Regions from separate parts of the Homo sapiens genome. Here all the other regions are linked to region 1. Evidence: chromatin loops called from intact Hi-C (ENCODE). Cell type or tissue: Caco-2. All regions are shown on one strand. Links, peaks and the distances in the headings refer to the core of each region. The heading gives the core; the rest is flanking DNA. Region 1 holds the start of LOC105378247 (a long non-coding RNA gene). Region 2 overlaps PDZRN4 (PDZ domain containing ring finger 4). Region 3 overlaps PPHLN1 (periphilin 1). Region 4 overlaps CNTN1 (contactin 1). Region 5 has its middle 17 kb from the start of LINC02400. Region 6 overlaps PDZRN4 (PDZ domain containing ring finger 4). Region 7 has its middle 81 kb from the start of LINC02400.

Evidence for each region. Hi-C counts contacts between places; a loop is a spot of excess contacts. Peaks named below come from ENCODE experiments on the same cell type or tissue, not always from the same donor. Only the 100,000 strongest peaks of a DNase experiment are listed, where the experiment ranks them.
Region 2: it touches region 1 in a loop (20-fold over the local background); 87 of 110 quality-filtered maps call a loop at or near these places.
Region 3: a loop joins it to region 1, with 8 times the contacts of the local background. A loop is called at or near these places in 19 of 110 quality-filtered maps.
Region 4: a loop joins it to region 1, with 20 times the contacts of the local background. A loop is called at or near these places in 62 of 110 quality-filtered maps.
Region 5: a loop joins it to region 1, with 3 times the contacts of the local background. A loop is called at or near these places in 2 of 110 quality-filtered maps.
Region 6: it touches region 1 in a loop (9-fold over the local background); 87 of 110 quality-filtered maps call a loop at or near these places.
Region 7: a loop joins it to region 1, with 10 times the contacts of the local background. A loop is called at or near these places in 34 of 110 quality-filtered maps.

The regions. Positions count from the first base shown.
Region 1 is chr12:42,022,655-42,027,146 of GRCh38, reverse strand. LOC105378247 (a long non-coding RNA gene) reads left to right here and starts at 545. Exons shown (of 4, transcript XR_944875.4): 1 at 545-710; 2 at 2,653-2,858. In Caco-2, for the core only: a CTCF peak has its summit at 2,758 (motif pointing right); a DNase peak (open chromatin) is centred at 2,786; H3K4me3 peaks cover 213 bases; H3K27me3 peaks cover 210 bases.
Region 2 is chr12:41,275,226-41,279,717 of GRCh38, reverse strand. The region is part of intron 3 of PDZRN4 (PDZ domain containing ring finger 4); the gene reads right to left. Among named protein-coding and RNA genes, the nearest start is that of PDZRN4, 89 kb to the right of the region's middle. In Caco-2, for the core only: a CTCF peak has its summit at 2,475 (motif pointing left); no DNase peak of the experiment used is centred there.
Region 3 is chr12:42,329,674-42,334,165 of GRCh38, reverse strand. All of the region lies in intron 1 of PPHLN1 (periphilin 1), which reads right to left. Among named protein-coding and RNA genes, the nearest start is that of PPHLN1, 5.8 kb to the right of the region's middle. In Caco-2, for the core only: a CTCF peak has its summit at 1,690 (motif pointing right); no DNase peak of the experiment used is centred there.
Region 4 is chr12:40,945,066-40,949,557 of GRCh38, reverse strand. All of the region lies in intron 14 of CNTN1 (contactin 1), which reads right to left. Among named protein-coding and RNA genes, the nearest start is that of PDZRN4, 240 kb to the left of the region's middle. In Caco-2, for the core only: a CTCF peak has its summit at 2,703; no DNase peak of the experiment used is centred there.
Region 5 is chr12:41,745,204-41,749,695 of GRCh38, reverse strand. No RefSeq gene overlaps it. Among named protein-coding and RNA genes, the nearest start is that of LINC02400, 17 kb to the left of the region's middle. In Caco-2, for the core only: no CTCF peak of the experiment used is centred there; no DNase peak of the experiment used is centred there.
Region 6 is chr12:41,260,826-41,265,317 of GRCh38, reverse strand. The region is part of intron 3 of PDZRN4 (PDZ domain containing ring finger 4); the gene reads right to left. Among named protein-coding and RNA genes, the nearest start is that of PDZRN4, 75 kb to the right of the region's middle. In Caco-2, for the core only: no CTCF peak of the experiment used is centred there; no DNase peak of the experiment used is centred there.
Region 7 is chr12:41,681,028-41,685,519 of GRCh38, reverse strand. No RefSeq gene overlaps it. Among named protein-coding and RNA genes, the nearest start is that of LINC02400, 81 kb to the left of the region's middle. In Caco-2, for the core only: no CTCF peak of the experiment used is centred there; no DNase peak of the experiment used is centred there.

The sequences.
Region 1 (4,492 bases), core at 341-4,340:
TCACCCAGGCTGGAGTGCAGTGGTGTGATCTTGGCTCACTGTAACCTCCGCCTCCCAGGTTCAAGTGATTCACCTGCCTCAGCCTCCCGAGTAGCTGGGATTACAGGCGCCCACAACCATGCCTGGCTAATTTTTGTATTATTATTATTATTTTTTATTTTTTAATAGAGACAAGGTTTTGCCGTGTTGGCCAGGCTGGTCTAGTACTCCTGACCTCAAGTGATCCGCCCGCCTCAACCTCCGAAAGTGCTAGGATTACAGGTGGGAGCCATTGCGCTGGGCCTCAAATTATTTAAAACACATTTTTAGAATTCCTAAAAAATTTCATTGGGACTCAAAATTTCATACATTTCAAATATAAAAATGTATAAACCTAGAAAACCTCAAGTAATATAAAAATTTATGAAAATAAGCATACATTATAATAGTATAAATTATTCATCAATAAAATCTATAAAATAGTGTCTTGTTTTCTTTCTGCTTTTTCTTAGATATGGGGTCTTGCTATATTGCACAAGATGGTCTCCAACTCCTGGATTCAAGCAATCTTCCTGCCTCAGCTTCCTAAGCAGCTGGGACTACAAGTACACGTCACCACTCCTGGCTCAGACATTTTCTTTTGACTATCTTCAAGTCACCCCATCTCTTTGAAGAGTACTTTTTGAAAATTTCGTACTTTGTTTTTTTAGAGTGACAGTCTTTTTATTATGGTAAGCTGTTCTATTTTGTTTTGAAGAGAGCATTTCTGCTTGTCTTTGTTTTTCTTAGTTTCATCATGCACAGACTGAGACTTATGCTTTCAGTGGAAGCTCCAGTTGCACATCTGTTTGCTCATTGCGGCCTTTATGGGTGTAGATCTGTGTAGATGTAAAAAAATGAACACAGATTTGTTTTGTTGCATACATCAAAAATTGAGTCATTGATTTTTGAATACATAAAGGATTTAGATTTCATGTTTTTTGGAAGTATGAAAATATCAGCATCATTCAGAACTAAGTATGTATTTCAATACTTAAGAATATCATGGTTTACCAGAATACTGAACATGGTATCATAAACACTAAGTACCATACTATCAGTTTTTGATCACTTTTCTTCTTCGTTTTGTCTTTCTGCTTCCTTGGCTTATAATTCAGATTTGTAAAATAACATGAGTGTGGCTGAATTGTGAATTATGTAGACCCCTGTGACTGGACCTGAAAACTTGACCACTTTTTAGGACCACTTTTTATTTCTTTGAGGAAGTGCTTGCTTACATTTAAGCAACTGACTTAAAAATGGGCTTTTTGTATTGCAGCATGTCTACTAGTCAATGTATGAAAATATTAATTTTATATATAGTTCTTATCTACTCTACAATAAGAAAAGCTGGACAGAGACTTAACTGGTGAACAAGGATAAGAATCTAAGTCTTAACAACCAAATCAACAGCCCCTATTGAAAGCTCATTTGAGCTACTGCATTCTGCTGAGGGATGGTGCTCTTTTATAAAACTCATGTCACAGACTAAAACATTTGTCCAAACTAACTTCTCATAAACCTAGCCTCAGACGTGAAGAAGCATCTATGTAAAGACTGCGTTTACAAGGGATGTCATTCCCTATCACATCCATGTCAGTGCACCCTTGAGTGTCCTAAGTATTAGGGTGAACTATATGAAATTCCTTTGCTTTTGGTAAAAAAAAAAAAAAAATAGCCAAGCAGCAGCAGTTTCTTACAGCGTAACCTATACTTTGTTTCCTGAAGATGCTATTTCTAGCATCTTTTTCTTTCCAAATATTTTTGGGAATATTTGTAATAAAAAATAAGCATAGTTTACCTGTTTCGGTCTCTCCTACCTGAAATTATAGTAATAGAAGCTTAATTAATAAATATCCACTGGAATCAGATGTCGGGAGAAAGTGGCCAAAGGAAGCTGCCTCTGGGTATCACTGTCCAGGTCCCCATCATAGTATCTTTCTAGAATCTTAGGGATGGCGGTACTGTAGGTGAGACTTCCGAGATATTTGTGGCTGTCCTTGACATTCTGTCCACCATTTTTTTTTTCTGGTCATAACACACAAGCTCCAAATCATCTACATTAGAAAGCCAATATCTAGTCCTAAACATTACGTTTTCATTCATAGTTGAAAGAAACTCAGTGTCCCACTGTCAGCTCTGAAAATAGACTATTAAAATAGAATTACATACCAAGTGCAATTAAGAACAAATCAGCCAACTTGGTGCAAAGTTTCAGCTTTTTTAGGAAAGCAAGACATCCTTTGAACCATTTGCTTTAAATTCTAATGTTACTGTAAAAATATTTAATAACTCAAAAGGTGCTGTTTCTTTTATAACATAGTTGAATACATTTTCCTTCTTCAATAGTTCTCTTTATATTTGTATAAATATCAGCTTGTGTGTACGCCATTAATTTTATGGTACTTACAATGAATGTGAAGGAAAGCTCTGTAATTGGGGTTAGATACTTTTATTATGAAATGCATGCCCTAGTTTAGTGCATACATTAAAACATTATAACTAGGTTTGAATTTCTAATTTCATTTTTGTCTGAAATCAAAGAAATTTTATCTAGACTATCATACCTAAAGAAAACAAAATAAATACGAAAGCTCGCACTGTAACAAATAAATCTCATGTATTCCTTTATAGTGGAGAGAATTGCTTTGCAAAGGAGTCCAGGTCCCACCGGAAGGACCCCCTTCCATACACCGTAGCAATTCCGTAGCAGCCTCGACTCTCCCCTCGACGGACAGCAGATGGCGCTGCGCTTCCCATTTTGCCGCCTCGGTGGCGGGACAGGAATCCAACTTTGGCAGAGCTGAGTTGAAGATTGCAAGCGACCTATTCCGAGCTGGGTGAGCAAAGGAAACTACGCATTTAGAATCACAGTTTACCTCGCTTCATACTGATCTGTGCTCTGGAGGACGTGCAGTTTCTGTTACATGTGATCCAGGGGGCTGCGTGTGTTGGATTAACCGGGCTCATTACGTCTTACAAATTGCTTGTCAGGAGAAGGCAGCTCGGGGCAGGTTGAAAGACTGTTATCAGCAGCACTCAACAAACATCAGCGAACGGACACTCTCTTCTTCATCATAACCAATTTGTATTTATGAAAGATCCCTTGGTGCTCTTTAGTGGGCTGCAGTGAGAAGATGTGATTTGGAACTTTGAGAAGTTTGTGGTCAAGAAGGTGACCTGCAGATATTCAGTCAAAACTAAACAACCACAGCCACACTTCTCTGCGTTCCTGCTTCATCCACTCATTGTGCCCAGGGCTCCCCAGCAATCTCTCCGCTCTTTAGTCTTTTGGTTTGTGTCTGCTTTCTTCTTCTAGGTCTGTTCCTTTGGCTAAATTTGCATGTGTTGACCGTGGCAAACAGATATATTTAGCTTTATTTTCTTAAATAACTTATAGAAATGCTTTTTGGGTGGGAAAGTGATGACATTAAGTATAATAATCATGTAGTTTTCAGCTAGTTGGGATCTTAGGGATTATTTAACTCAACTGATTAAATAATACTGTGAGAAAGTGACGCCTGGCCATGTGCAATGCCGTGCTCAGTTCACATAGAGGCAGAGTGAGAACTCTGACCCAGGTTTCTTGAGGATCAGTCTAACAACCCATCTGATGTTATGCTCGATTATATTTTTAAACAAGTACAGATCATAAATGTCAAGGTTAATTTATTTCCCTGCCATGCGGATCATGGATGGATATTGGTCACACTCATCGCACAGCCATACGTGCAAATCCCTCCCCACCATTCCCATCAGAGTCAGTGGCTTGGTTCTCTTTGCTGCTGTTCCCTTTGTTCACACCTATACCAGGCACTAGCCCCGTTGTGCTGGAGTTTCCTCTCTAGACTATGAGATTGCTAGGAACAGGCATGCCATCTCACTCATGTTTGTGCCCTCTGTGCCCTGCGTAGTGCCTGACACCTCATAAGCTCTCAGAAATGTTGACTGAATGAATGAACTTTTGGTGGAGACTACCTTGAACATAGCAAACCAGGGTACGGTGGGAAGCCCTCCTCAGGCTCTGGACATAGAGACACGCTGGAAATATAAGAGAAAGCCTTGAATGTATAGCTCAGCTTGAAAGTGAGAAAAGACACCCTTACATGCTAAAAACAAAACAAAACAAAAAACAAAAGCAACAGCCAGAATTCAGAGTGTTGCAGAGTAGAAGCAGAACAGGACCTAAGTAGGTGGCGGGAAAGGAGACATTTTCAGCAGGATGAATTGCAAGTGAGTTTATATCCATAGAACCTTACAGGACAGGCAGCCATTCTATGTACCTGAGCTTTGTTTTATATCTGGATGCAAGGCCCTGGAACTAGGGCATAAAAAGTTGCTTAATGACTGCATGCTTTTGGAACCCCTTCTTTTGTGGACCTCCAAGGTGCCACATAAGCTGCTTTGGCTTTATATATTTTGGAGGGTAACTGATGGTAGAGACCATCCAGTAAGTCAGTGAAGGACAGGGGTC
Region 2 (4,492 bases), core at 202-4,201, 750 kb after region 1:
CTATTGAAAACATTAGTACTTCCTTGAAATAGTAATATGTTTGATTTCTACATTTTCAGTTTTAAGGAAATTCACATTTCACACAGACTGGAGCCAGGTCAATTAATATTCTTATCTGAGGACACAGAGACTTATTTAGGTTAATAAATAAATAAATACAAGCTTTCCTAGAAAAACCAAAATAGAAACTAATTATTCAATAATAGTGGCTCCTACTTATTGTTGGAAACTACTACCCATCTTTAAATACCACGACCATCATTTTTTATAAAATGAAGATGCTGCTTCTCATTTAAGTTCATAAATTGGGCCAACACGTTTTAGCTTTTTAGGTTTTAAAAACTGCCTGCCTACTTCATGTAAACAAAATCAAAGCTGAGATGACTAGAAATAATATTTTGACAATTTTATTTTCTCTTTTTGATTGCTTAAGAAAGTTCTTAAATAATTTTGAGTTTAAGGGAATCTTATACATCTCTCTAGTTCAGCATTCTTATTTTATAAATGACTTATGTCAAGAATGACTGATTTGTTTAAAGTATAAAAGAGCATTGATTCTCAAATGTTACCAACCCAAACATTTGAAAAACACTGTATACCCGAACCCTGCGTGTAACTGGTTTCCCAGTGCCCTTTGAGAGTCACTTAACAAGAATCCTAGCACATCGTTATTTTTATGTCACCCTGCCTTTATTTTTAGTGTCCCAAAAATCCTTCTGGAGTTATAAATATGGCAGGATATTTAACTGGGACTTTTTCTTTCTGTTTTAGCTGAAGGCTGAAAGGCTGAGATAAGGGCCTTTATCCATGCATCCTTAGTAGGGGCTCCATCACTATGCAGGGCTTGCTAAAATGGCATCCCAAAACAAATACTGAGACCCTCCATTTAATCCGCACTAAGAAGATATTTAGAAATTAGAAAGTTCAAAGGATGGGAGTGTTTGGAATAGAATTTCCTTAGGAACAGTTGTTGTGATGTAGCATTTTCCGCTGTTCCCTTATCTCTATCTTGAGTAAAAGGACTTTCAAGGGAACTACTGGACAAGGTTTAACTTTGAATGAGGTAGGGAATTTTGATTATTAAGAGACTGTTTTTATAATTAAAAGTTACTGAAGCTATGGGACTGCTTTCACTTTTCATCAGAAGCACAGAAATAGCTGGCCCCTCTAGCAGGGTTTTAGGGACAGTGGAAGGAAAAATAATGCTTTATATTGCACCATATTGAGTTCTGCTCTTTCAATGTAATCGTTACACAAAGTAATCTTTTGTAAAGTCAATAAACCTGTTCATTTAACAGACTGCTAAGATTAACTAATGTGTGTACATTAACCCATCTCAATGATTAACCTTCTGAACAAAAGAAATTAAAAAGTCTCCTTGAATTTGGTGAAAAACATTATCCTGGATAGGGAGATGACAACCTTTTCTGGTATCTTGTGTCTATGTTTTTCTTCCATGACTTCTGAATATAACATAAGACTTAGCTTGGAGGATATATCCAATCATGGCCTTATAAAAAGCCTCCTCTTTCAGTCTTATTATCTTATGAGTCACGCATATAACAAAAGGTAAAAGGGATTTGAATTTTGAGTACAGCCAGGGAACAGGAGGAAAAGGATCATCTTAGTGTCCATGCAAACATATTGAGTGCCAAAAGTCTGTGTTGACTTATAGCTACAGCTTTTACATCTAAGAGCGTCATTAGCATAATTGGCTTTTGGATCAGATGGAGGCCATTAGCCTTAAATTCTTTGCCGAGGACTAAAATGTCTAACTAATATCCTTTTTATTCCACATCACCTTTCACTTGCTCACATAAATTATCTTCCTCTCCCCTAGACATAAGAAAAGAAAATCATCTTTATCCATACGGAACCTCTGTATGTGAATTCTATTTATAGCTGCTAATCTACCAAAGAGAAATTGATTACCTCTAACAAACATTACTTTTCCTACACACCAAAGAGCAGCAGAGTCTCTTCAATCGTTGCAACAAGAGCTGTTCACCAACCTTATTTCAGTTGGAGGTTAGACTTTCGTTCCAGCAGTAACTCTAGATTAGTGTCAGCACAGCTGGGGATCACTGATTAGTCCAGCTAGTCTGGTCTACAGAGTCAATCATCCACCCACCTGGACCAGGTGAGCTATCACCACAGTGAGCGTAAGGTGAGAAAGAGATTGGGATAAGAAGGCCGGCCATCTGTTTATAGACATCATATCTGCACTGGTGCATAAACTGAGTTCACAACGCTCAGAATGAAAGCGGACTCTTTCCTCAGTGGGAAATTCGCCTCTGCAGTGCCTGTGAGCTAACAAATCCACCCAGAACTCACGCCCGTTTTATTTTCAGCAACGGCCTTGTAGTTAGGGGCAGCAGGATTTTATATCGTTGGCCCTATAAATTAACTAAAACTACGTGAAAAATGAAAAGGCTTCATTTGATGGGAAGCAGGGTTTTAGTACCCAAGTTCAGATGCTTGCGTACTCTGCCATCTGCTGGTTCATGTATGGAATGTTTAAAATTCCTGTGCACGCTCATTACTGTTTTTTGTCTGTTTTGCATTTTCATTGTTCTGCTGAATTTATGAAACTGATTTTTAAAGTTGCAATTTACAACAACATACTCAATTTGTTGCTAGAAGTGAATCTCTTTTAAAGAATTGTTATATTTTAGAATACATTGAGATTTAGAGAAAAGTGGTAAATATAGTACAGAGAGTTTCCATATATCCAGATTCCCCTCTTGTTACCATCTTGCATTAGTGTGGTACATTTGTCACACTAGCTAACCATTATGCATGACATTATTATTAAAGTAGAACTGGGTCTCTAAGAATGGTAAATACTGCTGACTCTGGTTTATCCAGACAAATATAGGGTACTGACCATAGATAGATAATAAGAGTAGCTAACATTCCTGCCTGGCACTTTGCTTAGTACTTTACATACATTAGCTGATGTGATTCTTGTAATCTGCAGAATAGTATGACTACCTTCTATTCCCAGTGTATTAGGAAAATAAATCTCATAGTGATTGCTGGCCCTAACATTAAGAGCTGTGTGACTTTGGGTAAGTTTTATTCAAAGAATTTCTCATAAATTTATTGCAAGGCTTTAATCAATGACTATATAATGGGAAACACTTAGCAGAATCTATGACACATATGAAATATGACATGTATAAATATGATGTATGAATATATGAAATATATATTTTCATATTTCATAAATATATTCATATTTCATATAAATATATGAACTATGACGTGTATAAAATAATCCCCAGGTCTATCTGAATCTATCTGAGGCCAGGGTCTACTCGTTAAACTGCTACAATAACTATAATATACTAAAAAGGGTTCTTAAAACACCAGAGAAGAGCTTATTTGTATAAATCATTTTCTTGTATGGTTTCTGCTTTCTTGTATTAGGTCCCTGTTTCTTTTTGGTTTCCATTATCTCCCCACCACCTTCCATATGAAATTTTAATACCACAAATATGCTGTATATCTGTTTACATACTGCAGTTCTTTGGAGAGCCACAAACCATTGTAATATGTAAGCTTTCTTGCCCTCCAAGGACCAATATTTGTCCCTTGGGATTGCTGTCATCCCTATCGAGAATGTCCTAGGCTTCCTACACCATTCACCCTTCTCATTAATAACAACTGTGAAACTACTGCTAGTCAACCACATCTACCAAGATAGAAAAGCATATAAATCTGGAGTTTCCTCTGCCTGTAACCATTTACCCAACTCCGAAACTCACAAGTACTATCATAGTCTTCTCTAGTCTCACATCCCTCAAAATCACCTTCATTTTTCACATCCAGCCTGTACATTTTCTCTAAATTATTTCCTTAGATTCAATGAGTCTCCATTTTTATTTTAAAAAGTGAAATGCTTTATACTCATCACTGAAACCTTTGTAGGCAGATATTAAAAATTATTTCCTACTCTTGTGGCCATATTTGGGTTTGAATCCTATCTCCTTTACTTACTATATATCTATAGCCTTATATGTAATAATCCCTCAGAAATGATTATTTTTTTAAAAAAATCCACAGTATACTCTTATAAAATTTTAAGGGAGATAAATAAAAATTACACCAACCGCCTAGCACAGACCCTAGCATGCAGTGTGTAAAGATGTGGAGCAGAGAGGATCTATTTCCTTCCTGCCTCCCCTGTCACTCCACTGAGCTCACTTCTTCTAAGTTTGTTATTCAGGCCACTGCAAAAATCCTGCCAACAACTTGGCCTCAAAATCACTTAATGGGAAAGAACTGAAAGATTGAATTTTTGGCAATGAAAACTATAAAATATTGGGACTTACATTCTAGTGGGTTAGTTCAAGTAAACTGATAAATAAATATACAACAAGTGGTAGTAAGCATTATGAAGAAAAATGAGCCAGTAAGAGAGTTATGATGGGGAAGAATGCTAATTTTATAAGGTGGTAAGACAGAGGCTATCTGAAATACGGACTTT
Region 3 (4,492 bases), core at 1-4,000, 310 kb before region 1:
AAGGGAAGTAAATTGTCAACATTACTCCTCCTCCCCCACCTTTACTGAATCCACTAAAGGTTTCAGTCTAAAGAGTTAGATTTTATCCTTTTTAAGATACAGTACAGAGAAATAGTAACAGCAATGAAGTAAAGTCAAATCAAAGGGGAAAAATGTCAATAGCTATACCCAGAAGAAAAACAGACATATAAGCAAACAGTTCACAAAAAAATACAAATGGCTCTTAAAAATCTTTTGAAAAGATGTTCAACCTCCTTCAAAATAAAGAAGATGAAAACCAAAACTATAATGGCATACTTATTTTCATCCAAAAGCTCTGCAAAAATCCAACTGCAGTGATGAGATTAAGGAAAGCAACACTTACATAGGTTAGTAAAGGAGGTTGGCCGGGCGCAGCGGCTCACGCTTGTAATCCCAGCATTTTGGGAGGCCGAGGTGGGCGGATCACGAGGTCAGGAGATCGAGACCATCCTGGCTAACACAGTGAAACTCTGTCTCTACTAAAAATACAAAAAATTAGCTGGGCGTGGTGGCGGGCGCCTGTAGTCCCAGCTACTCGGGAGGCTGAGGCAGGAGAATGGCATGAACCCGGGAGGCGGAGCTTGCAGTGAGCTAAGATTGTGCCACTGCACTCCAGCCTGGGCAACAGAGTGAGACTCCATCTCAAAAAAAATAAAAATAAAAATAAAAAATAAAAAATAAAAAAAAGGAAGTATAATTGGTACAGATTGGGAAGAATTTGGCAATATTTATTAAAATTTTAAAAACACATATGCTTTGACCTGGCAATTCTACTTCTAGGTATACTTGTACACTTGCATAGCAAAGATTGAAAGGAACTTAAAATATCCATCAAAATAGCACAAATTAAATTGCTGAACCAATCAGTTACATTTATACAAAAGGAATATTTTGTATTCCTTTTGTAAATTGATCAATTATATTTATACAAAAGGAGTATTTTTGCAAACCATTTCAAAGAAAAGTAACCCCAGTAACAATATGAAAAGACTGCCAAGATATACTGCTAAGCAAAGAAAAGCACAGTAAAAAGACCAGGTATGAATATATATGCATATGTACAGACTACTCCTGGGAGTAACAAGAGAATGCAACAGCAATTGCCTCTGGGGAGAACTAGGTAGCTGGGCAGAGGATGAATATTTTACTGCATAATGTATATATACTATTATGTATTACAAAAGTATGTAACTGTTTTTAAAGTTCCTGAAAATCATTCAATAAGCATAACATGTGAAGTGATGATAAAAATGATGAATGTAAATTAATATACTAAAGGAGAATGTAAATAAAAATAAGGTTTTGTAATAAATGAGAAAAATAAACAATAAGAGTTCTAAAGAAATAGTATGTAGTTTAATACTGAAATATTAAAATTTACCGGTGTCCCACAAAAAATGTAACAATAACTACTATATTAAATACTACTATACTATACTTACTTGAGTCCTTTTAGGAATCAAATTTAACGTTTTCAACAATTTCCTGTAAGGGGGGGAAATACAGACGTAAAGATTTGTGTCTGTATAAACCAACCAATATAGAGAAATAATTAAATCTTCATTAATTGTATAAACAGAACTCTCAGGCCAAACTCGCTTCAAACACACTCTTGAAAATAGAAGATATCATTTTGGCCACCAGAGGCCACCCAAGTTTCATAAGAACAAAATTATAATAACAGAATTCTAGTCCTAGAAGTCTAGTCTAGAATTTTGCCAGTTGAGAGCTGGGCAGGTCATCTCTCTTATCCTTATCTCTGAGATTGTACTAGATGTTTAAGGTTGTTTTTAGCTGTTATTGTAAACAATGACTTCAAAATACCTCCATAGTTTAGTATGATGAAAATTACCATCTCCTATGGTAATTAGAAGACAGAATACACTAATATCACCTTATATTCAAATGGAAACTTGCAATTTTCTTTTTCTTTCTTTTCCTTAGACAAGGTCTCACTCTGTTGCCCAGGCGGGAATGCAGTGGGGCAAACACACCTCACTGTAGCCTTGACCTCCTGGGCTCAAGTGATCCTCCCGACTCAACCTCCCTAGTAGCTGGAACCACAGGCATACCACCACACCTGGCTAATTTTATTTTTTATCAAGTCATGGTCTTACTATGTTGCCCCCATGCTAGAACCTTGTAATTTTTAAAGGATTTAAAAATAGCTGATAAGTACAGCAAGCTTCCTGATTAGCGGCATATGTTGTTTATGATATTATCCAGGCTTAGGAAATTGACCAATCAGTTACATTTATACAAAGGTGTTCAGACTCCCAGTGAGTGATCATGTTACCTGCCACATCATCACTACATCTCCTCATATCAGTGCAGTTTCGATGGTACTCCAGAAAAGTTATCTAAGCCAACAAGATATTCAAACTGAAGAATCAACAGAACAATAGAAGGACCCTCTACATCACAATTAGGCAAAGAACAGAATTAGAACTCAGTGTGGAGAATACAAGCTTCATTCAGAAGTGCGCTAATAACTGGTTATGGATTATAAAAATCTCTTTCTCTTATGCCATATTCAATGAAGACGGTATGTTTAATATACCATCATGGGATATTTAATTCCAGAAAGAAAAGAAGCCTTTCTTAGAGCACTCCACTGGGCTATCCAACCACTGTTATGTTAACTTCAACTGAGGGCTGAGAGATTATGGAGGACTTGCACTCTAAGCAAAAGTGTCATGGAAATTGAGAAAACAAAGTCATAGGCAATATCCTTCTGTCAAACCATTAACACTCTGAATCCAAAGTCAAGATAATGGATCTGTTTTTTCATTTTAACCAAACTGGTTATAGTAGCAACTTAGGCTATAGTAACTCTGCATTCCAATCTAGTCAGTTTCCATTATTAAATACACTCAGGATAAATAGCTTCCCCTCCCCACCAAAACTCATTCCTTCGCTTTTTATATTCTTTCAACAACTATTGATAGCCAACTAGAGTTACTGAACAGCAAAGTCACATTGACCTCAAACTTCAGATGAACATAGGTCTTTGCACTGGCAATTCCCTGCACAGAATATTCTTCTCCAGATGTGGGGAAAAGAAAGAGAGATCGGACTGTTACTGTGTCTATGTAGAAAAGGAAGACATAAGAAACTCCATTTTGATCTGTACCATGGCTGGGCACGGTGGCTCACGCCTGTAATCCCAGCACTTTGGGAGGCCGAGGCGCGCGGATCACAAGGTCAGGAGATTGAGACCATCCTGGCTGACATGGTGAAACCCCGTCTCTACCAAAAATACAAAAAATTAGCCAGGTGTGGTGGCACGTGCCTGTAGTACCAGCTACTCAGGAGGCTGAGGCAAGAGAATCGCTTGAACCCGAGAGGCGAAGGTTGCAGCGAGCCAAGATTGCACCACTGCACTCCAGCCTGGGTGACAGAGCGAGACTCCATCTCAAAAACAAAAACAAACAAACAAAAAAAGATCTGTACCCTGAACAATTGTTTTGCCTTGAGATGCTGTTAATCTGTAACTTTAGCCCCAACCCTGTGCTCACAGAAACATGTGTTGTATGGTATCAAGGTTTAAGGGATCTAGGGCTGTGCAGGATGTGCCTTGTTAACAACATGTTTACAGGCAGTTTGCTTGGTAAAAGTCATCACCATTCTCCATTCTCGATTAACCAGGGGCACAATGCCCTGCGGAAAGCTGCAGGGACCTCTACCCAGGAAAGCCGGGTATTGTCCAAGGTTTCTCCCCAATGAGACAGCCTGAGATATGGCCTCGTGGGACGAGAAAGACCTGACCGTCCCCCAGCCCGACACCCATGAAGGGTCTGTGCTGAGGAGGATCAGTAAAAGAGGAAGGCCTCTTGCGGTTGAGGTAAGAGGAAGGCCTCTGCCTCCTGCATGCCCCTGGAAACGGAATGTCTCGGTATAAAACCCGATTGTACATTTGTTCTATTCTGAGATAGGAGAAAACCACCCTGTGGCTGGAGGCGAGATATGCTGGTGGCAATGCTGCTCTGTTATTCTTTACTACACTGAGATGCTTGGGTGGAGAGAAGCATAAATCTGGCCTATGTGCACATCCAGGCATAGTACCTTCCCTTGAACTTATTTGTGACACAGATTCCTTTGCTCACGTTTTCTTGCTGACCTTCTCCCCACTATCACCCTGTTCTCCTGCCGCATTCCCCTTGCTGAGACAGTGCAAATAGTAAACAATAAATACTGAGGGAACTCACAGACTGGTGCCGGTGCAGGTCCTCCATATGCTAAGTGTTGGTCTCCTGGGCCCACTGTTCTTTCTCTATACTTTGTCTCTGTGTCTTATTTCTTTTCTCAGTCTCTCGTCCCACCTGACGAGAAACACCCACAGGTGTGGAGGGGCAGGCCACCCTTCATCCAGGTATCTGTGGAATTAACTTTCCTGCCCTTCAATGTCACCTTCTTAATGTCACTTATAACAGATCCCCCAATCGTGCTATCTTTAATTAGCACTAATAAT
Region 4 (4,492 bases), core at 231-4,230, 1.1 Mb after region 1:
AAGAAGAAAACCCACAAAAACAGCAACAACAACCAAAATAGTGAATAGAGACAATGAAATATTGAACAATGAGATCACATGGACACAGGAAGGGGAATATCACACTCTGGGGACTGTTGTGGGGTGGGGGGAGGGGGGGTAGGGATAGCATCGGGAGATATACCTAATGCTAGATGACGAGTTAGTGGGTGCAGCGCACCAGCATGGCACATGTATACATATGTGACCTGCACAATGTGCACATGTACCCTAAAACTTAAAGTATATAAAAAAAGAAACCTTTCTTTCTAGTTATAAGCATTCTACATAAAATGTAAATAAAAATAAAAGATTAAATTGTAAAAAAACAAAAAAAAAAACAAATTGACTTCTGTTTTATCATTTTTCCTCTCCTTTTTCTTGTCTTGCAGAAACAAAATTTCTGTACAAGATCACAGCATGATCTAGTTTTAAATACATATTTGTAAAATCTAAAGACCTTTTTTGATATGTTTAATAAAATTTTTCTTTAAAAAAGGAAAATAACGTTTGGGTGAGAAATCTGTCTTCTTCTCTCTTGAATGGTATTGCTTATGCACTCAGAAAAAATGCACACCCACATACCTGCAAACACACACCTAGCATACCTGTCTACAGGGGATCATTAGGAATTGCCAGGAACTTCATAGTTAGACCACTTGAAACTGTGTAGACATGACTTACAGTGTATTGCAAAGGTGGCCAACAGTGTAGGGAGAATGAAGTAATTTGGGCAATCTGAGTGAGCATACAAGGTTCATTAAACCAGATTAGAGAATAAAATGTGAATTGAACAGTATTGCCTTGTAGAGCATCAAATACTTATGGGAGAATTATTTAAATAGACACAGACATGAACATTAACCAAAAGATGAATCAAAGTGGTGGAGATTACAGGGTTGGCAGTCAGGCCACCTGGTATCAAATCTTCTGTTAGCCTCTAGCGACTTGTATGATTACATGGGACCAGTTACTCAACTTTTCTAATACTCACTTTCCTCACTTTGAAAACTGAGAAAATCACAATAATATGCACTCCACAGAGGATTTCTGTGAAGATCAACTGAGAAATATGTGAAAAACATTTAACCCAATTCTGTCTAAACAGTAAGCCCACAATAAATGTTGGCTATTATTACCTCTTCACTGCCTTCAGCAATGAAATACCCAGATTTTTTTTTTTTTTTGGTCTCAGTCTAAGTATCCAGCACAGCAAGCAGTGCAAGTATTAAATTGTGAAAAATGAGATCTGTGGCTCAAAAAAAAAAAAAAAAAAAAAAAGAAAGAAAGAAAAACTAGCTAGCAAAAGCTTCTGGAATTTCCAATGGGGGATGATTGCTCTCTTATAAAAAGTATTAATAACCACTTATATACTTTATTCGTGTCCCCAATACTCTCAGATGCTGTGCCAAGTCTCTATATGCACTCTTTCATGAAGTAACTAGTTTTTCAAACCCAGTGAAGTAACCTGAATGAAGTAAGTGAATGATTAATCACGTTTTACAGAGGGAAATTCTGAGGCTTAGAGAATTTTAATCCCTGGATCAGAGTCACCACATAAGAGGTGAGAAAATGAAGCCTAAAGCCCAGGTTGGTTTGTGACACAATCTCTGAACAATTCAAGTGATATTTATGAATTCATATAAGACAGGCAATAATGTCCCACAGTATTACAAATTTAACATGTATTTGTAATAAGAGTAATACATATGTGTGTGTGTGTGTGTGTGTGTGTGTGTGTGTGTGTGTGTGTGTGTATATATATATATATATATGAAATAGTGACAATCTCCAAAACTGGAAATTTTAAGGAACTCATGTAATTAACTAACTTAATGGCTCTAAGCAGGGAATGTTGTTAAACAGTTGAAAGAAAATGACCCAAAGTGAATGTCAAAAATTGAGGGCTACTGAAAAATTCTACAGGTTAGGTGCCACCTTGAAAGAGGAATAAAATGAGATATTTAAAATTCATATTTTTGATAGATTGTCTTAAGTCTTTTCTGGAACAAGAAAAGTTATACATTAAATGAATAAATAAAATGGCTCTGCCTTTTGTATTTACTCCAAGGCATTAAGTAGCTATTGAATTAGAAAGCCAAAACAGGAGCCACTTTATAATTGGACTTGAAACATTTATGATCATTTGCCATATAACATCAACAAAATAAAAGAATGGCAGATAAACTGCTTTAATATCTTATTGTATCAAAGCCTCAGATTTATTAAATTTCTGCTTCGAGCTTGTATTTTTAACATCCCCCATGCATGAGTTCAAGTTCCAGTGGAACATCTGACAATTATTACATATTAATATAATACTCAGGAAATTTTTAGATGTTTAACTCCTTAGTGTTTTTCTATAATCAGTACTAGGTGTGCAATTACTGCCTTAAAATTGAAAGTTACATTAAAAAATAAATTAATCCCAAAGTTTTACATAAAGTAGGATTACTAAATACAAAGACAGTGTTATTTTTGCTTTTTTGGTGTTCCCATTAAACTCTTAAAAGAAATATACATCTTTAAAAATGTACAGTTACATTTTTCCTAATAATTACATAACTTTAATTAGAAAAAATATAAAGAAGACATTTAAAAATCACCTATAATCTCACAATTTATTCATAAGTAGGAGCAAATGCATTTGTTTAATTTCATGAAGGAAAAGAAGTCCCAAATTACACCGGGCTGTGAAATTTGAATCCTTATACAAGGTTGCCCCTTAGTGGTTAAAATCAAGAATAGCAAGCTAAAATCAGTGCATACTTAATTATTGAATTCAATTTATTATTGAAACTAAATTGGAAAATAAAAACTTAGGTTCTTGAAATAAAAAGTTTAAAATTTGATTTCCCTATTCCTTTTTATTATTAGTCAGAACTTCCTGTATTAGTTTTTAGCAATGAAAATTGTTAGAACATGTTAATTATGTTGGTTTTGTTAACTGTAATAGCTACCAAAAAACATTTACATCTGAATCTTAAACTCTTGGGGTATCATTGGTTTATTTTGGGCTGGTGTCCATGTCTATTTCAGTGTTTTATTTAACCTAGTGCCTACAACTGTGTCTGCTTATGGCATGTGCTTAGTACATATTCTTAATGAACAAATGCTATTCAATTGTTGAAATATTGGGAGAACTACATAAAATACCAAATCATTATTTAAGAGACATATATATATTCACTAAGATTTTCATAGGAGGAGCCACTAATTCTGAGAATGATCTATTAACAATCCTAGAAGCAATTAATAGCTGTTAGGACTATCTTCCAAAAGGTGGATCAAATATTTATAGCGTTTTTACTTAAATTTTGCATGGCATATTGACCAGTGAAGTTTAACTTTGTAGTTTGCCTTAAAAGAGAAGGAAGGTGCCAGGGATAGCTTCATTAGTCTTGTGTTGGTTTGAAAGATAGAATTCAGTTTAATTATTTATTTTAAAATGATTCTTATCCAGGCTTTTTAAAAATCGAGATAATTGAATGCATCTGTCCATCTATGACATGCTAAACATGTGCATTTGATATTCTGATTCAATTAAGATGCTTATCTAGTCAGTTGAGTAGGTTTGCTCCCACTGTCAGATCATTATTTGATGGAATGAACTGAAACCTGAGGTGGTGAGCCTGCGGTCAGGACTCTGCTCTGGATTAGCTGGAGGGGTAACTATGTGAATCTCTGCAGCTATCATCTGAAAAGGGAGAGTGTGCACTAAGTGGCCACAAGGTCTTTTACATTTTTATGGTCTAATTTATTATTTGTTTCCTAATTAGTATTCCAGTTATTTCTTTGTTTTCCTGTTTTTTTTTTTAAAGGGGACTGGGATCTATTTTTCTTTCTCTTTAAATTCCTTTTTTTTTCCATTTTCTTTTTGCAGTCATTATTTACATGTACCAGCACAATGTAATTAGTATTTTAAAGAATATAAATAAGCTCTAAATATGAAGTTTCAGTTTAGGGCAATTTTTGTCTGCAAATTTATTTACATAGACTTCATTGCAGCTATTAGTTACTACTTTATAAACTATGGTTGTGGAACTTCTAGACTTTACTTTTGAAATTATTCAATTTATAACACCAAAGATAATTCTTTCAAATTCAGAAGCCTACTTTTTGAGAAAGTAAGATCCCTGTTTAGCTTACTTTTTTCCTTTAAAATGAATAAAACCCAAGTTGTATTTACTTTTCTTGCAAAATAAAATACACTTTAAATAAAGTATTGGAGATTTTGGTGCCAATTTGACTAATTTTGGGCATGTGCAAAATAGTTTCAGATCTATAAGGAAAATATATTACATGGTATATAATGTCAAAATACAAAATTTACAGTTCTCTGCCAATTCTCAATTGTTATTCTTTAAAGTATAATTTTGGTTCAGAAACTGAAAGAGTATTGGTATGTTTACTAGAGGTGTACAGTTGTAGCTAGATCAGTTAAATTACAACTCTTCTAAAGCTAAAAACATAG
Region 5 (4,492 bases), core at 182-4,181, 280 kb after region 1:
CAGTATGGAGGTTCCTCAAAAAAGTAAAAATAGAATTATTGTGTGATCCAGCAATTCCACTACTGGGTATATACCCAAAGGAATTGAAATCAATATGCCAATCAATGAGATATCAGCACTCCCAAGTTTATTGCAATATTATTCACAATAGTGAAGACACAAAAATAACCTAAGTGTTCATCAATGGATGAATGGATTTCAAAAATGTGGCATTAGTACACAATGGAACACTATTTAGCCTCAAGAAAATAGGAAGCTCTGTCATTTGTGACAACATGGATGAACCTAGAGGACATTATGTTGAGTGAAATAAGATAGGCACAGAGATCAAATATTGTATGTTCTCCTTATATATGGAATCTGAAAAAGTCAAACTTGTAGGAGTAGAGAATAGAATGGTAGGTACCAGAGACTGGGAGAGTGGGGTCGGGAGATGGAAAGGGAAAGGAGAGCACATGGGTCAATGACTACAAAGTTACAGCTAGGAGGAGTAAGATCTGATGCTCTACTGCACAGCAAGGTGAATATACTTCATAATAATGTCTATTTGAAAATGTATGTCTAAAAGAGAGGATTGTAAATGTTCTCACAAAGAAATAATAAATACTTGAGGTGATGAATGTGCTAATTACCCAGATTTGATCATTGTACACATGTATCAAAATGTATGTATGTATATATATCACATGTATACATGTATCAAAACATCACATTTTACTCCATGAATATTATTATCTCTCAATTGAAAATAAAACTTGAAAAACGGGCTCCTTAAAGAGTGATTCATTCCAGGGCTGGTGCAAGGAAAATATAAAATGAGGCTGGAACGTCTTGTGGTGCCAGAAAATAAGGAAATGCTCACACCCAAAAAGAGGAGTGTGGGATGGAGGTGTGCTTGTTGAAAGAACACAGGAACCAACCTAAAGGAACCTGTAATGGCCAAAGCTGAAATAATTTTAGCAACAAAATAAATAATAACACTGTTAAGCCTTAATCCATAGAATTAAGTAAACAAATATTTTAAAATAGCCATGAGTTCATGAGTCATTATTTCTAATGAACTGAATAAAAGAATCAAAAGAGCACATCTCTTTCCTCTCCCCACTTTGATTCACCATCTTCTGCCTTTATGTTTTCTTCATCTGTGTATCTCCATGGAGCCTGGCCTCACATTATTCACATCGTAGGTGCTCAATAATTATTTATTACTGAATAAGAAGGGGATTTCTAAACTTGGACTTGCAGAGGAAATAGTGAGGAAGCTTATCTGCTTAAAAATCTCACTTCAGCCATTTTTCACATGTCCTTTTAAATTTTCTGGCTGGAGGCTTTTCCTTTTTCAAACAGAAGGAGTGGCCTCTTTACACAAATTCTGGAGGTCAAGAAGATTTTTGATAGATTTTACCTGGGGTAAGTCTAGTAAGGGTAAGCCATGGAATATTAGTGAACTGTCAGTGGATGATCAATATTAGGGACTGCTTCATTTTAAGGGGTTGAAGTTTTCTCTGAAGCTACTGTTAGAAACCAGGCTTGCTAAATGCTGTACTGTCTCACTTAAAAATCTCACCAATGATTTAAAAATGAAGCGTGATGAATTGGTTTACGTTCTTTTGCCCTTCCATGGAGTATCTCATTGCAGTATCTTCCACCCTTCACCAGGCCTGTTAACTCAACAGGGCTGTGGGTGATCAGAGCCACTTTATCTCTGCAAACCACACAGGCCATGACATAGAAACTCTTAAAATAGTGCCTTCCAAAGTCGCTGATTTCCTAGGGCTATTTTTTCATCTTTCCCTTATCAGATAGGGGTGAATACTCCAGGAATACTGGGGAGACTTCTATGGACACCATTCAAATACCCACCCTCAGCTGGACTCCTTTCAGAAAGGCACATGTGAAGCCAACATCTGGAGATCTCTGATATGTGAAATTCAACATTTTGAAATGAGACAAGCAGAAGATCCTTCAGGGCTTCCTTGTTGGTGAAGGCCATTAGCTATTGATTGGCCAGAGTACTTTAGTCTTCTAGTTTCAGGTGGTATGAGTTTTATAAATGTGACTTTGAAAAAATTTTTACACAACTGCAAGTGAAAATACATTTTCCTTTATAAAATAGCCCACAGCTTTCAAACAGTGATAAATCATCTGAGAGCCTTAGCAGGTTTGAAAAGCAACATTTATTGGCTAACACCGTCGTTTCTTTTCCCACCCAGATTTCCTCTCAAAGAAAATTTATAAGCATGTCTCTCTGATTGAAATATCTCCCATAACAAAACTGGATTGAAAATGTAGTCAATTCATTGTTTTTGCCTTCATAATAACTACGCTGAATGGACCAGATAGTTGATCTCATTGATTGTGAAGAAATCTTTTAAGTTGGCTGGGAAGAAAAAAATCAAAAACGATTAGGCCGGAAACCCTCAGAGTCGGTGATGGCATAAAAACAAGACTTGTGTTCTTTACAGACCAACTTTCTGTCTTTATTGAGGTATCTAATTTGGAAAGTTATTTTTTTCCCCCCCTGAAAAGGGTAATCGCTTTAATGACAACAAAATGTATTATTTCTCTGAAAGTTTTTGCATTCTTTTGCATCCAGATTCTAGATTACAAAAAATAGTAAGTTTCTAACTTTCCTTTTAAAATTAAAAAAATGTATTCACTCTTGATTGAGAAAAAGTGCAAAAGCAATTCCTAATTACTCCTGATTCTAGCCTAAGCATAGGGTAAATCAATTTGGGGTATTTAAAATCACCGAGTTGCACTCTGCTGAAGCCTTCAGATATTTTTCTAACCATTTATCTTTTGCACATGTAGAGATTGAATCTCTGCTCCTGGCACTAGGAATATTTCTGGAGATTCAGGAATCAAAGGATAGATCCCTTAGACATTACTTTTCCAGGGAAACGAGGGGAAAAATTTTTATTACTGAATAAACGAAAAAAAGGTTTTAATATCGTAGTTCTTAAGCTAGGTTTGATAGAGTCTGACTTCTGTTTTGTTTCTCAGCTACTGACTGCTTTTGAGGCCCATTTCTTTCTCTTCTCTTCTTGCCCCACATTTGGACGAGCCAGTAAGAAAATTCATGAGCTCCTTCCCTTGGCACCAGTAGGAAGTTAAACTATGCAAGCCCGCCTTTGTGGGAGGCAACCTTCGTGCTGGCCCCATTCTCCAACAATAATAAAAATCAAAGCTACTCATCCTTCCCTCCAGCCAAGCCATTTCAGAGCAGCTTGAGTGCTTGCCTTGCTCTCCCCAGAAAACCACATTATGAGAATAATCAACCTTTTTCATACCCTCTTGGAGTGTGTGTTATAGCACCAGTCTCAACATCTGAGCCAATTTTGGGTGGAGGATTGATCCTGCTGTCTAAGGGCAACCACAAAATTACTGGTGCTATGAGTAGGTGGTCGAGGCCACACCATCTGGACCGCTACCACCTGGGGGTCTTCTCCTGCTTTTGGCTTGCTAACTGGCTCTGCTGCCTACTGGAGAGTTTGCGCTTTTAGCTGTTGCTTGTTGGCTGGCATGAGCTTTGAGCTGTGTAACATTATGCTACATTTGCCAACTCCAACCAAGCCTCTGTCATGGATTTCACTGACCTAAGTTGGAAGTTTTAATAATTGTCATTTAGGGACAGGAGTATGAGGTGAGCACTTTCCTTAAGGTGGCTCTGGGCCATGCCTTGTGGCTCGGATCTCTGCATGAGTCTTGGATTGAATTGTATGCCTGGATTTCAGCATAAGCAGTGGCCAACACTAGATTTGGGAATGACTCTTTGCCTATGATCATTGGTTGCATGTCTCAAGCAGGCATTGGCCCTTGTTTTACAGACTGCTCAGGAGAATGACTACACCTTCTCTAATCTATGGGCTCAACAGGTGATCACTGATGTGAGGAAGAGTCGTCACTAGGTGGAGTGCTGGGGTCCACTCTCCAAAAAACCGGTGGTTTATGAGGACTCTACAAAATGCTGGTTCCGCTGTTGCTACCTATGTCTCTGTCATTTAAAAATGTCATAATCCTCAGGGTTTTAAGGGAATGCACCCTTGGCACAGACTCTTATGAAAAGTAGCTCCAAATGCTTCACTCTGTGCCTTTGAGAGGCCTGAAGACACCATTGCCCTGTTGAACAACTATGAAATTGTAAAATGGACTGACAAAGACTGGGTTTAATCAAGTGCTGCAACTTGTCAACATGACAAGGAGTTAATTCAAACCCAATTTAAGGTTAGGGTCCCTAAACCCAGGAAAGCAATAATTGCCATGAGGAAAGCCCATAACTCTGATGACACTAATTTGGGACTCTCTGGAGGAAGACATTTGTAAATGTGAGTAGGGTAGGAAGGACCCTCCCTCTCTTGCAAAGTATATCCAGTAACCATTCGAATAAAACAGAACAAAAACTTTGACAGAAGGGAAGGAAACAAAAACTAAAATAGATAAAAAGGATGCCAATTGGTTTTTGTACCTCTACAATATGGTTTTAAATTAA
Region 6 (4,492 bases), core at 370-4,369, 760 kb after region 1:
ATATAACTTGGGTTGATGATCCAGTAGAAGTCTTGCATTTATAAACCATGCATGTAAAATATATGTCCTTTAATATAAATGATCAACTTTGAAAAGAAGCCCAGGATTTCTTCACTTATACATGTAGATCTCTAAATTTTTAAATTCCAAGCAAGTTTGTTATTCACTTTTAAGGACTCATTTGACATTATATTGTGGACAAAAAGGTTTTTTTACAATTTATTCTAGATTTGGGGGGTACATGTGCAGGTTTGTTACATGGATATGTTGTGCAATGCTGAGGTCTGGGCTTCAATTGAACCCGTCACCCAAATAGTGAACATAGTACCCACTAGATAGTTTTTCATTCCTTTCTCTCCTCCTTCTTTCCCTCCTCACTTTTGGAGTACCCAGTGTCTAGTGTTTCCATCTTTATGTTCATGAGTACCCACTTGTAAGTGAGAACATGTGGTATTTGATTTTCTGTTTCAGCGTTAATTCACTTAAGATAATGGCTCCAGCTGCATCCAGGTTGCTTCAAATGACATGATTTCATTCTGAAAAAGGTTTTCTACAATACAATTGTAGAAGGAAATTTACTGCACCATCTATTTGTATTTATCAAGTTAAATATACACCTGCAAGATTTAAATTCAAATTTAGAATAATTTATTTTACAGCTCTAAATATAAATAAAAGATTAAAATTCAGCTGATGGTTTGTGTTTCAGAAAAATAAAACACTAATGAAAAAACAGAACTAAATAATTCCTTTTGGTAAGAATGCTGTTTTCAAAACTCAGAGAGGCAGAGTAATACTCTGTTCTTTCACTAGTATATTTTCTCAGCTTCAGAGCAATATTATATTGCCCTCTAATGGATTTTTTGAACCACTACAAACCACTACATGATAAAAAGAAAATAAGAAAAAGAACATATTTCAAAGGTGATAACAAATTTCCAAGAGCTATGACTAAGTTCAATTCTAACTACTATTGGTATGATGCTTTATTCATAATGATTTTAAAAAACAATGTCATAATTTTGTAAATTGTATACACTCAGGTTGAAGTTTACTTTCATAAAGCCAAAGTCACTTGATAGTCTTTGCAATTAGAGAATAATTAGCTCTGCCAATACAATGTTTTCATTATTTTGTTATCATATAAATAAATAACAATGTATTCATTGTACCTACAGCCTTAAGTAATTATATGGCAGCTAAATGATAGAATTTCCATAGGTTTTTTCTCTTTCCTTAAATTGGTAAATTTATAAGTCTGCACATATTGTTAACTATACTTTTATATTTTCAAATATTGCTGAAATTGAAAGGACAAAAAGTTAAGTCAAGGGTGTGTTTTTCATGGAGTCAGTTTTGGGCCACAGCTTGATTTTACCTTTGATCACAGAGGTAAAAGCATGTTGATGGATAAATGTAAACCTATTATCAATACAAGGGGAAAGGAGGAGCCTCCTTCTTGTATTTTAAGGTGTGGGATTATATATGATAAATATTTTATTGTATAGTTTATACTAGTAACTTGCTTTTAAATTTAATATAAGCACAAAAATTCATGTGATTGCTAATTCTTATTTTCTACCAACATTTTGCTTTTAACTTATTGATAGACTCTATTTTCATTTTCTTTAGAGACTGAATTTTGCTCTGTTGCCCAGGCTGGAGTGCAGTGGTGGGATCTCGGCTCACTGCAACCTCCGCCTCCCAGGTTCAAATGATTTTCCTGCCTCAGCCTCCTGAGTAGCTGGGATTACAGGCAAATGCCACCATGCTCAGCTAATTTTTGTATTTTTAGTGGAGACAGGGTTTCACCATGTTGGTCAGGCTGTTCCTGAACTGCTGACCTCAAGTGATCCTCCCGCCTTGGCCACCCAAAGTGCTGGGATTACAGGCATGCAACACCATGCTGGCTAATTTTTGTATTTTTAGTAGAGGCGGGGTTTCACCATATTGGCCAGGCTGGTCTTGAACTCCTGACCTCAAGCAATCCGCCCACCTCGGCCACCCAAAGTGCTGGGATTACAGGCATGAGCAACCGCGCCCAACTATTTTCATTTTCTTTAAGTGAATACAAGATACATTTTGATAAAAAGGCTTTATCAGTACATTCCCCCACCACCACCAAAAAAAGGTATCAGCATGACTAATTCATTTTATATGTCTCATTGATACATGTACGTGTGTGTACACACACACACACATTATTTTTGCTTTGAGACTTCACTAAAGGAATCAGTAATAATTTCGAGGAATCACTGAAGTTACCTTAAGCATGAGGTAATCTATACCATGTAAATTTTATTAAATAGTATATACTATGTGGTTTAGTTAGTGAGATATATTTTATATATATATACATATATACAGTATTTTTTATCCCTACTTAAAAAATCAGGCTAAAAATGGTAACTTAATTGACTGACCTATTAATCTTTAAGATTTGTCTTCAATTGAATTCTAGAAACGCCGACATCTTATCTTGCTCTAGTGATCTACATTTACCTTCTAATAATTTTACATAGAATCCATCTAAAATGATATTTCACTATTAAAATTATCTAGCATATCTAAACAAACAGTATTCAGCTCATGACTAGTTTCCCCTTGAGTTTTCTCTGTCAGTGATCACTTCTATAGTTTTACTTAATGGTGTTTATTAACCAATAGCAATTTCACCCTTTCAAAATCCAATCTTCCTTCAAATATCATCACAAATTCTATGTCTTCAATGGAAGTTGTATCTTTGTATCTTTTAGTCTGTACCTCTACAACCATACTGATGCTATTGCATAAGAAATTATTATAAGAATTACACATTACAAAATAACTGAATTTTTTTCCAGCTCCCTCACTTACTTGAAAGTTTCTAAAAATCACAAACCTTGACTTACTCATTTTTGCATACTCAGGCCACGGGCATTCCATTTTATGAAGACACTCAACAGAAGCTTCTTAAACAGAACCAAATGTATGATAACACATCAGACAAGGGCCAGCAAGTGAACGTTGTGGACACATAGGTGACTGCTTATCTCAGTGCATGGCCGTAGACAGATTGTGGTCATGGTCTTTCAGCAGGCAAAACTATAATGAATGTTACAGCACTGTATCATCAATCAGCACCACTGGGAAATGGAAAAAGAGTTCCAGAAGTCCTCGTTTTGGAGAAGACGCTAATTTAGGGAACTGGACCAGTCATCTGGGAGGCATGAAGGAGTACAAATGGAATCACGGGGGAGGCAATGGAAGGATGAAGATTGGAAGAGAAATTGCAATCACCGGACAAATGTCCAGAGTTTAATGGGGAGCCAGTGAGCCCATCTTCAGGACTTCAGGCTGCCCATTCTGTACCCTTCCCATTCTTGCCCACCACCACAGATACTATTCTCCCCATCCCATGTTCTCTGGCATGGATCTGCCAGCATAAGAATGCGTTCCTCTTTCTTACATTACACTTCATTGTAAATTGCTGGATTTGGTAGAACTGAAGAGATTTCAAAACAATAAAAAGAGAAATAGAACTATTTGAGGCCGGGCACGGTGGCTCACGCCTGTAATCCTAGCATTTTGGGAGGCCGAGGAGGGGGGATCACGAGGTCAGGAGATCGAGACCATCCTGGCTAACACGGTGAAACCCTGTCTCTACTAAAAATACAAAATATTAGCTGGGCGAGGTGGTGCACGCCTGTAGTCCCAGCTACTCGAGAGGCTGAGGCAGGAGAATGGCGTGAACCCGGGAGGCAGAGCTTGCAGTGAGCCGAGATCGCGCCACGGCACTCCAGCCTGGGCGATAGAGCGAGACTCCATCTCAAAAAATAAGAAAACAAACAAACAGAGAAATAGAACTACTTTGCCTTTGTGAAAGAATGAAATCTAATTTCTTTAATTGCTAAATCTTGATTAAGCCTTCAACTTCTGATGAAGCAGAACTCATCTATCACAAGTTATTAGATTTCTAACAAATAATCCACATGGAATGGGGCTTACACATTTTCCCTTAGGTATATTTTAAAGAAATTTGTAACTGCCTCCTACTAAATACTACAGTTTACATTCTTCACAAATATTCTGAATACGTTTTTCGAAATGCAACGAAAGGTAGTTTTTTTTTTCTAATAAAAATTGATACAAATTAGGATGAGAAACTCTAGGGAATTCCTGAACCCCTAGAAAATTTGCATATCCCTAATAAACCAAGAGGACAGAGAATCCTATGTCTTTTAAAACTGGGATGTGCTATGGAATTTATGAGGCAACATAATAAATATAGTGCATCTTTCTGCATCACCAATTTAACTCAATTAATAGAAACATGTTTTTTTCTAATTAAAAGGGAGAGATAAATCATGGAATTTGATTTCCATAAAACACAAGATTTAAAACTATCTTGACTACGGGGGGTGATATTGTAGAAAATCAGCAGAACCACGGGGTTAGAAGCTCGTTATTTTCTGTCAGGGATATTTCAAGTATGAGAAATGTTAATGTTTCT
Region 7 (4,492 bases), core at 360-4,359, 340 kb after region 1:
AATATTTGGTTTTCCATTCCTGAGTTACTTCACTTAGAATAATGGTCTCTAACTCCACCCAGGTTGTGCAAATGCCATTATTTTGTTCCTTTTTATGGCTGAGTAGTATGCCATCGTATATATACACCAAATTTTCTTTATCCATTCATTGGTTGATGGGCTGGCTCCATATTTTTGCAATTGTGAATTATGCTGCTATAAATATGTGTGTACAAGTGTGCTTTTCATAGAATGACTTCTTTTCCTTTGGGTAGATACCCAGTAGCAGGATTGCTGGATTAAATGATGGTTCTACTTTTAGTTCTTTAAGGACTCTCCCTAGTGGTTGTACTAGTTTACATTCCCACCAGCAGTGTAAAAGTGTTCCCTCTCCACCACATCCATGCCAATATCTGTTATTTTTTGATTTTTAAAATTATGGCCATTCTTGCAGTAGTAAGATGGTATCTCACTGTGGTTTTAATTTACATTTCCCTGATAATTAGTGATATTGGGCATTTTTCATATGTTTGTTGGCCATTTGTATATCTTCTTTTGAGAATTGTCTATTCATGTCCTTTGCCCATTGTTTGATGGGATTATTTGTTTTTCTCTTGCTGATTTGTTTGAGTTTCTTGTAGATTCTGGATATTAGTCCTTTGTTGGATGCATAGTTTATAAATACTTTTTCCCACTCTGTGGGCTTTTTACTCTGCTGATTATTTCTTTTGCTGTGCAGAAGCTTTTTAGTGTAATTAGTTTCCATCTATTTATTTTTTGTTTTTGTTGCATTTGCTTTTGGGTTCTTGGTCATAAACTCTTTGCCTAAGCCAATGTCTAGAAGAGTTTTTCCAATGTTATCTTTTACAAATTTTACGGTTTCAGGTCTTGATTGATATTTTAGTGTATGGAAATTATGGAGCACATGATTTTAATTTTTAATATCATTAACCTATTTTACTTTGTAAAAGCTTTCACATTTGGTTTTTAAAAACTTTTTATAATCTTCACTACAAATCAGAGGAATGGGCAAAGTGAGTATTCTTATTCCCATTTACCAGATTAGATCACTGATGCTTAAAAAGAGTAAGGGATTTTTATGAAGATTGTAAGACTACATGATGCATCCAGAACTCAAATTCAAGTCTCCTGTTTTCTAGTCAAGTGCTCTTTAAAATTCAAGGAGACCATTTTATCTTTTCAAACCTGATTTTAAAATGCTTTTACAATTCAGGTCTCTCCCTGACATCCTTTAGTAAAAACCCATCATTAATTGCCATTTATGTACATCTTAAGAGAACAAAATCTGAAGAGCTTTAAAGTTGGAGACATTTATTTTGTCTACAAGTACATTTTTAAGTCACCTGTTTTCAGTTGTTTGAGACTGTATGACCACCTGCAACAGACATTCAATTGATAAACTCCTAGGAGGGTGACTCATTTTCAGTATTTCACACACACATTTGCTGAATACATCAAAGAAAGAATACATCCTAGCTGACTAGCGTGTTTAGAAGTGGAAAAGGAGAGCTCCAATCATAATTCCTTCTTCTATTTTAATTTGCACGTGCTGAGGAAGGCTGTCTATTAATCACCTACCTCAGACAAACAACCTTACCACTTAAAGGATTTTTAACTTCTCAGAGCGTGATGACTAATAAATCACTGTAAGGTTATTCCAGTATGGAAAATACACATCTTTATAACTCTGCAGTACCTCTAGCTTAGTGCCAAGGTTTCTCCCTAATGAAATAACTTTCTTTTATAGGAATAAGAGCAGGAAGTAAGCGATGAGTGAAAGCCAGAGGTAAAAGTTTGCACATTTTTATGCTGACTATTGAAATAAGAACTTGAAACAGATATTTGCTTTCTTTGTGTGAGATAAAGATGCAGTTTTTTTTAAAAAAAGAAAATGATAAATATTATGGCCCCCATAGAAAAAATACAGTTTCCCCCAAATACTGTAAAAAAAGGGTTTTTGAAAAATAGCAGGATAAAATGTGTTAGAAGAAAAAAAGCTTTTACTCCAGGCTACCATAATGAAGAAAAAGTGTTCCAAGTGTGAACTAATGAAGTACAAGGTAATGAATATTTAATTTGTATAATTTACCAAAGTGCTTTTAGAAATCAGAGCTACATTCTTCATAAATATAATGTTCATTAGGCCTTAACTGTATCTTACATGCAATTACTGTATCACCCATACAACTTCAGCACGGTATGGTGTTGAATAAAACCCCTCTGAGAATATCTTGAGGGTGAGGAGAGAAAAGGAGAAGTAAAACTGCTAAGCCTATGAAATTTGAATAGCCTACCTTTGGCAAGGAAAATATGAAGGGCTTTGCACATCTGGCATAGGGGTGGTGTTGGGCGGCCAGCACCTGCATGAACAGAATGGCTTCACCTAGGCTCCCTTCTCCCTTAGCAACAGCATTTTGAGGGATTAAACAAAATGAAAGCAGTTTGATGGCTCAGTAGGACATTTTTATCACATTCTTAAAGGTGAGAGAAGTGCTTAAAATCTGACTGATAGGATATCAGATTAAGCAGAGCAGTTTTCAGTAGAAACAAACTTGCGATGTGACATGAATTTTAATATGACCACTCCTGGAGTTCACATAGACTTCAGAACCCAAAACCTACACTCCTTGTCTGCATTATTATAATGGAATGTGATTTTTTTCCCTCTTGAAGCACATATCTTTTTCTTCTCTATTCTTGTATAAATTTGGCAGCCAAATTAACCCTGTCATTAGGGGGTTAGGTTAAACTTCAACATTTTATTTGAGGAAAATTTTTGAATATCTAATGAGAATCAAAGTTGGCAGTAAAATAAATGATATTCTAATATCTTTCAAATCGGAAAACCACTCTTAATAAGATAAATTTGACAAAAGAGATTTCTCAGCTTTGAAAACTCTACTTTCTCTTTGCTTTGTAATGTTTCTCTACAATTATTCTGGGGCTGTAAAATTTAACATTGCACGAAGACATTATATATGGTTCCACAGTCAATCCCACCTGTTATTACTAATTTCAGCACAGGCCATCTAAGAAGAGTCACAGAGCACTTTCAAATGTAACAGAGATATCCTTTTCTTTGGAAAAATGGCCTCGTCATGTGATTCATAATCAAAAAAATAATAGCACTACCTAAGAGGTGCAAAGAGTTTAGGGATAAAATGGAACGACTGAGGACTGAATTAATATGGGAATCATTAGTGTATGCACCTGCCAAGGATTTCCATTAAAGCATTTAAAGAAAAATGATTCTGACAAATTATACATTTTATGAGCAAAGATATGCAACCTGCTGCATTTGGCATTTTGTCTTTCCATTCCTGAAAGAAAGGTAAACTTCCTTTCTATGAGTCAGTGTAGTTGGCAATCTCTCCAGTGGCGTTGTCAATTAGCTGAGATGACCACCTGGAAGCCCTTGGTGCCAGCTGGCAGGTCTGGCCTTCAGGGAGCCCCTGCTGGTTGAACTTAGATTCTGTCCGAATGAAGGGAGACTCTGTCAGGGGAGTATTTTGGCAACTTCCAGTTATCATTTAAAAACTCTGTTGGCAAGGATCTTTCATTAGCTTATCATTTGACGAAGCAGGAAAATGCAAGTTCATTTTACTACAGGAATAAGCTCATGATTAAGATGGCCAAAGTGAATGCATTATGGGATTAAATCCTGGAGGAAGAATTTGATAGGGTGTTAAACTTGACATAGTAAAAAGATTATGGAATTTTAGTGCTAGAGAGAGAAAAAAAATCAATCATTCACCTATCTTGACCTGAATAAATGAATTGGAGAATAAAGACAACTATCCAGATAATTTTATAGATCCACAAAATTTTATAGGATTGAAGGAAATCCTAAAGAATTTAAAGGTACTATGTTTAAAGCATTTGCAGGAAATCTAGTTGAGGACATTCAGTAGTTAGTTGAATGACAATGTAGGGGAAGATGCAGAAGTGAGATCTATGTGTTGTCGCATTGTGTAAATGAATGACATCTCCGAGAGAGAGAGGAGAAAACTCTGAGGTAAGAGGAAAGCAAGAGGGTTATCGCAGATATGTTGTGGTCAAATGGAGACAATTCATATCATATGGCCTTTACTTTCTCAAGTATATAGGAGGCGAGATTCCTATTGGCTGAAAGTGAAGAAGATACACATGGATTTGAGGGTTTTGTAGGAGTTGGAAACACAGGAAACATTTATAACACAAATTGCATGAAGTGAGAGTCAACTGCAGATAAATGATTGCCCAGGAGTCTTGATGGGCAGCTGATGTTAGATAACATGGATTGGCTGTCATTCCAGCTGCCATCACTGCATGACTTTTTCTAACATGTTCAGCAGTCAATAGTAAGAGAGGAGTGATATGATGATTGACATTACTAAAGGCTGGAATGGCTACGATGGATAGTTCCAGGTTCTGAGTGACCTTTAAAACACCAAATAGCAAGAATTGGCACTATATAGAATGCACAGGGAAAAAAGATGCCTTGAGGCAAAAT